Regions from separate parts of the Homo sapiens genome. Here region 2 is linked to region 1. A link is a contact called in ENCODE Hi-C data. All regions are on one chromosome and are shown on one strand. The core of a region is the stretch at or near the end of the contact, and the rest is flanking DNA. Distances in the headings are between cores, read along the strand shown.

Region 1 (2,519 bases), core at 11-2,510:
TTCTCCATAGGACCAGTCAAAAATCTTTCAGCAAATACTATTTACCTAGGATTACCTGGACTACTATCTGTACAGCAGGTTGACAATCTAAAATATTTAAGATATAGTCTCTGAAAAAGTTAAATCACATCAATAGCTAACTGTGAAACTGTGCTCTGGACTTGAAGCTGTATCTGATTCAGGGGTCAAAGAGAAAGAGAGGGATTTTGTTGCAACCAATTCTTTATATTATATAAAGCTTATTATAAGCATTTGTTACAGTTGTTTTTTCCCATATATTATTGAAGTGCCGTCTTTGTCTGGGTTAAGTACCAGAGGTTCGTTGTCTCACACTAAGAAAATCAAGGATGTGGACACACAAGTAGTGAGTTTAAGACTGGAGGTTTAATAGATAAAAGAAAGAGAACAGAGAGTAGCTCTCTCTCCTGCAGAGAAAATGGGGAGCCCAAGTGGGTCTTCCGGTCTGTGGTGAAGTGCAGGAGGTTTTATAGGCTGGCTTGAGAAGGTGATGTCTGATTTACATAGGGCCCAAAGATTGGTTGGACCAAGTGTGACGTTTACATAGTTTGCAAAGAAGCTGGCTATGCCACCCTAATCTTTTATTATGCGAATGGATTTTCCACCTGGCCTGCTCCATGTTGTCTGCTCCTCACTGCATATGTGGTTGACAAAGAAAAGGGAAAATGAAGCTGCCCTGTTGAACATGCCTAACCCCTGTGTAGCCTTTTCCTATTGGCATGGCTGCTGGCATTCACTCACGCAGGCTTCCAACTTGCTTATCTATGTCTTTAGCTTGATCTTACAGGCTGCTTTGTGTTAGAAAAAAAGTGATTTTAGGGCTGCTTTTTATTAAAAGGAAAACCTTACTGAGGACTTCCTTATTCTCACTATCTGCCTGAATAATTTCTTTTTAACTCCTATATCATTATTTTATTTCCTATAGCACAACAGTCATATAAGACTATTGCCCCAATTTTAAGTTAGAAAATTGATGCTCCAAGAAATCAAAATTGGACCCTCGACGCAGTCAAATGTTTATGCTGATGCCACCAATGGGTATGTAGGTGCAGGCCATCAATCTGGAAGGAGTAGGACTTTCCCTTTAAATCACTTGCCAAAGCCACTAAGTATACATTAATACATTTGTTCTTTGCCCTTTAGGAAAACTGTTTTCTTGAAACAAGGCTACTTATTTTAGCTTTCATAACCCAAAATGAAAGGAAGCACTATGATAAAGTTCTCTATGATAAAGATCTTTCCTGAGATACTCCCTTTTTAAGCATTGAACCTTACCTTCCGGCGTTTCCTGTTACTCATCTGTTATATGTCTCTGCCAATTACAGAAGGGTTTTTTTTTCTGTATTCCCTTTTCTTCACTTTCACTATTTATTCCCCATTTGTAAACCATCAAAAGTTTGTGCTTGAAGCCATTCGGCTTTCTTTAACTTTTGACATGATTCAGTTCTACAGCCAATTTCCATGTCATTCCTCATAGAAAACAAACAAACTGAGCCCAGGACATAAATTTCAGAGTCACTCAGCTGGGGTAGAGGACTGGGAAGGTGTCTGGCTCACAGCTCCAGGCTGGCAAGGCAAGCACCGGCTGCTCCACACCCTCACACCCCTGGGAGAGGAGTCTTTTCGAAACCCAGGAAGCCACTAACCTACCCAAATGAGAATTTGTTTTTGGGTAATCACCAACTAACACTTGACATAAACAGCATAGACAGCCCTGAATTAGGCAACCCTGAGTTTGAGTCTTGACCTTGAGAAAGTTGTGGGCTTTTGCTTTATTAGCTATAAAATGCACATAACAATAGTCTTGACCTAGTAAAAGGCTGTTGGAAAGATTAAAAGAAGAAATGATTAAATGAGATAATGCCTGGCTTAAGTAAAGTACACATTTGATAAATGTTACCCATTACTATTTATGAAATGCTTCTCTAAGAAATCAATTTCCTATTCTCTTTCAAGTCAATTGACTATACCTTTATTTTTAGCCCTTGGGATAAAGCTTACCAAGTCTGGATCAGATAGATTGAACAATGGGTTGCTGGAGATAATCAATAAATCCAGAAAGTGTTGCTGGGGAAGAAGCTTAACAAAGACCCTCTTCTCACATGGCCATAGACTGGGGGAGTATGCTTATCTGATGAAGGTGACCTCATCTCAGCCTTCCAAGAACACATTCTTATCCTTTCTCATCTCTGGTGGCAGCCCCCACCACAAACGCCTTGAGACCATAGATTCTCTTTTCTCTCCCCCATCAACTATGAACAGACAAAGATCCTAAACTTAAACTGCTGAGAAAGTTTAAAGGGTGGCTCCCCTCCCCAGTTCCGTGCCTTGAATGGAAGCTCAGTGTCAGGACAATAAACTTGTCATCCTGTTTACATTGGTTTTTCAAGGTTAATGTTGGAGGGAAGGAGGGCTTACTTGAATACCCTCCTTGAATCAGAGCATGTGTATTTGCTTATAAATTAACCATGCTAGGCAGAATTCATATCAGTAGCAAACAA
Region 2 (2,519 bases), core at 8-2,507, 300 kb after region 1:
CTCGCCTGATTATATCAGACTCACTCAGGATAATCTCTCTTAGACTACCTCAAAGTCAATTAATTAGGGCCCTTAATTACATTTTCAAAATCTTTTCACCTTTGATGTATAACTGATCTAGTTACAGAAGAGATACCCTTCCTATTGCTCCTACACTCAAGGGGTAAGTATTGTACAAGGATGTGGGCCATTGGGGGTCACTTTAGAAGTCTGCCTGCTGCATGGGCTCTTCCCTCATTGTGTGCCTCCTCGGGCTTGCATGCTATCTAGAGGACCCAATCATCCCACAGAAGAATGATGTCAGCAGGAAAGGCCGGGAGTAGAGTGTATGTGCACTGTGTAGCCTGTGAGTAGACCTGGTTGGCTTTGTGACCTCAAGTAAGTCATTTCAAGTATATTTGCTTTTCCTATTGGGAGTCAATTCTCCATTGGGTTTTCCCATTTCTGAAGGTATTGCAAGCAGAAGCACTAAAAGATAACTATATTTTCAAGGATGTTTGTATAGCAAGAAGCCTTGGAAGATATAGATAGCATCATCCTCCAGAGTAGAGGGTAAGTTTGTTAAGTGCCAGGTAAAAGAAAGATAATGTCTTCCTTCTGGGAAAAAATTCCCACAAGTTTGCTTGCAATCTAGTATAAAAGATTTGAGTTCATGAGATTGGAGTTCCTCATTTGTGATGCACACCTGTGCATGCAGCATTCACCTGAGTCCACTTTTGTGTTGCCTCCATTAGAAGTTGGAACAAGGCGAACCAATGCAACCATGAAGTTTATGCTGCTGTCTGTGTTGTAAACAATGGTCCTTTGTCTCTGGTCCAGGAGTCTCATTTCTTCTGCCGGCACTCATGAACCTGCAATAGCTAACTTGCCTGGTTGCAAAGAAAAGAAAATCTCAGATATTCCATGGTTCTTAACATTTCCCCATAGTACCTTTATATGAGGGGTGCTTCCAACTTCACTTGCTTAACACCATGACCTATGGTCCTTCTAACTCACCCTCTAGTATCACTTCCTCCTTGGAAAGTTTCTTAACTCATCCCCTTTCTTCTAGAAAAAGTCATTCACACTCTCTTCCACACAGTACTTCCTCCTTCCTCCTTAACCACAGTTTCACTTTCCAGTTTCACTTTTCAGTTACCTATGGTTAACTGCAGTCTGGAAACATTAAATGGAAAATCTCAGAAAGAAATCATGTTGTAAATTGTGTGCCATTGTGAGTAGCATGATGAAACCTTGTGCTGCCTTGCTCTCTCCTGCCCAGCACTTGATTCATCCCTCTGTCCAATGTATCCACACTGCGTATGCTCCCGGCCTGTGAGTCACTCAGTAGCCATCCCAGCTCTCAGAATCACTGTCCTGGTATTGCAGTACTTGTGTGCAGGAAACCTTGTTTCGCTTAATAATGGCCTCAGAGTGCAACAATAGTGAAACTGGCATATTGTGATCAAGGTTCTATTTTATTATTGTTGTTAATCTCTTACTGTGCCTAATTTATGAGCTAAACTTTATCATAGGTATGTATGTACAGAAAAAAGTGTAGTATGTATAGGGTTCAGTACCATTTGCAGTTTCAGGCATCCAGTGGGGGTCTTAGAACATATTCCATAGAACATATTCCCCACGGAAATGGAGGGACTACTGTATTACCCTTCCACTTATGCCATAAAGGTCAGATTAAAAGGAAAACTGTCTTCCCCAAAACTACACATCATTTTGAGAATAAGGAATTGCAACATATCTAGTTCTATATAAAATCTACTATAGAGGACTTTCCCAAATATTTTACTTTTCAAATCAGATTAGTATTTGGAGAAGAGACATTAACATGAAGCAACCTCAGTAAACATTGGTATTGGATCTCCATAGAAGTCTCTTAACGGGATTATTAACAAAGGGGGCAAAGAAATGTAATTTAGGTGTAATTATTTCTCTGGGGATTGGGAGTTGGTGATGACCTCCCAAGTTCATTTCTTGCACGTTGTCACAAACAAGGATATCAAAACCACTTTAGGAACGCAATTGGGTAAGAGATGTATGTTGCAAAGATCATGAATAGTAAATAGAAACTTGTGACTTGGGAAAAAACTTCCAGTGACAACCTTTTATAAAGATTCAAGAAGATCTGCCTCTCAAACCTAAATAAAGATTAGGCGCACTAGGTGACTCAAAGAGCGCTTTGATTGACAAGGAAGACATGATACTGAGGAGACAGGATGAGTTCAAATAAACTTGCATCAGGAAATGAGCAGAGAAAAATTAACATACTTTACACATGATTGAATGTTAAATGTGTAGCTATTTTGAAAGGTAGATATTTTATTATTTGGCTACCTTAGTTATTTGTAGAGACATTGTGTGTGTGTGTGTGTGTGTGTGTGATCCTATTTTGCACTTCCTGACAAGGAACCTGTGGCTGTCGTTATATTCACAGCTCTGCTGTATTCGGTGGTAGTTAGTAAACGTTCCCTGCATCTTGCACGTGATAGACAGTCTCCACTTCTGAATGAGATGAAGTTAGA

Evidence for each region. Hi-C counts contacts between places; a loop is a spot of excess contacts on that map. Pooled maps may share reads with other maps.
Region 2: a loop to region 1 is called in a map with no recorded cell type, with 2.5 times the contacts of the local background. The contact joins two enhancer-like sites. A Hi-C loop is called at or near these places in 3 of 37 single-sample maps with no recorded cell type and 5 of 50 pooled maps.

Annotation. Positions count from the first base shown.
Region 1 is chr2:12,286,036-12,288,554 of GRCh38, forward strand. All of the region lies in intron 3 of MIR3681HG (MIR3681 host gene), which reads left to right. Among named protein-coding and RNA genes, the nearest start is that of MIR3681, 88 kb to the left of the region's middle. Within about 2 kb of position 1,261, at least 4 of the 41 ENCODE cell types and tissues checked have a DNase peak (open chromatin) inside an H3K27ac peak, as active enhancers do.
Region 2 is chr2:12,587,139-12,589,657 of GRCh38, forward strand. No RefSeq gene overlaps it. Among named protein-coding and RNA genes, the nearest start is that of TRIB2, 130 kb to the right of the region's middle. Within about 2 kb of position 1,258, at least 8 of the 41 ENCODE cell types and tissues checked have a DNase peak (open chromatin) inside an H3K27ac peak, as active enhancers do.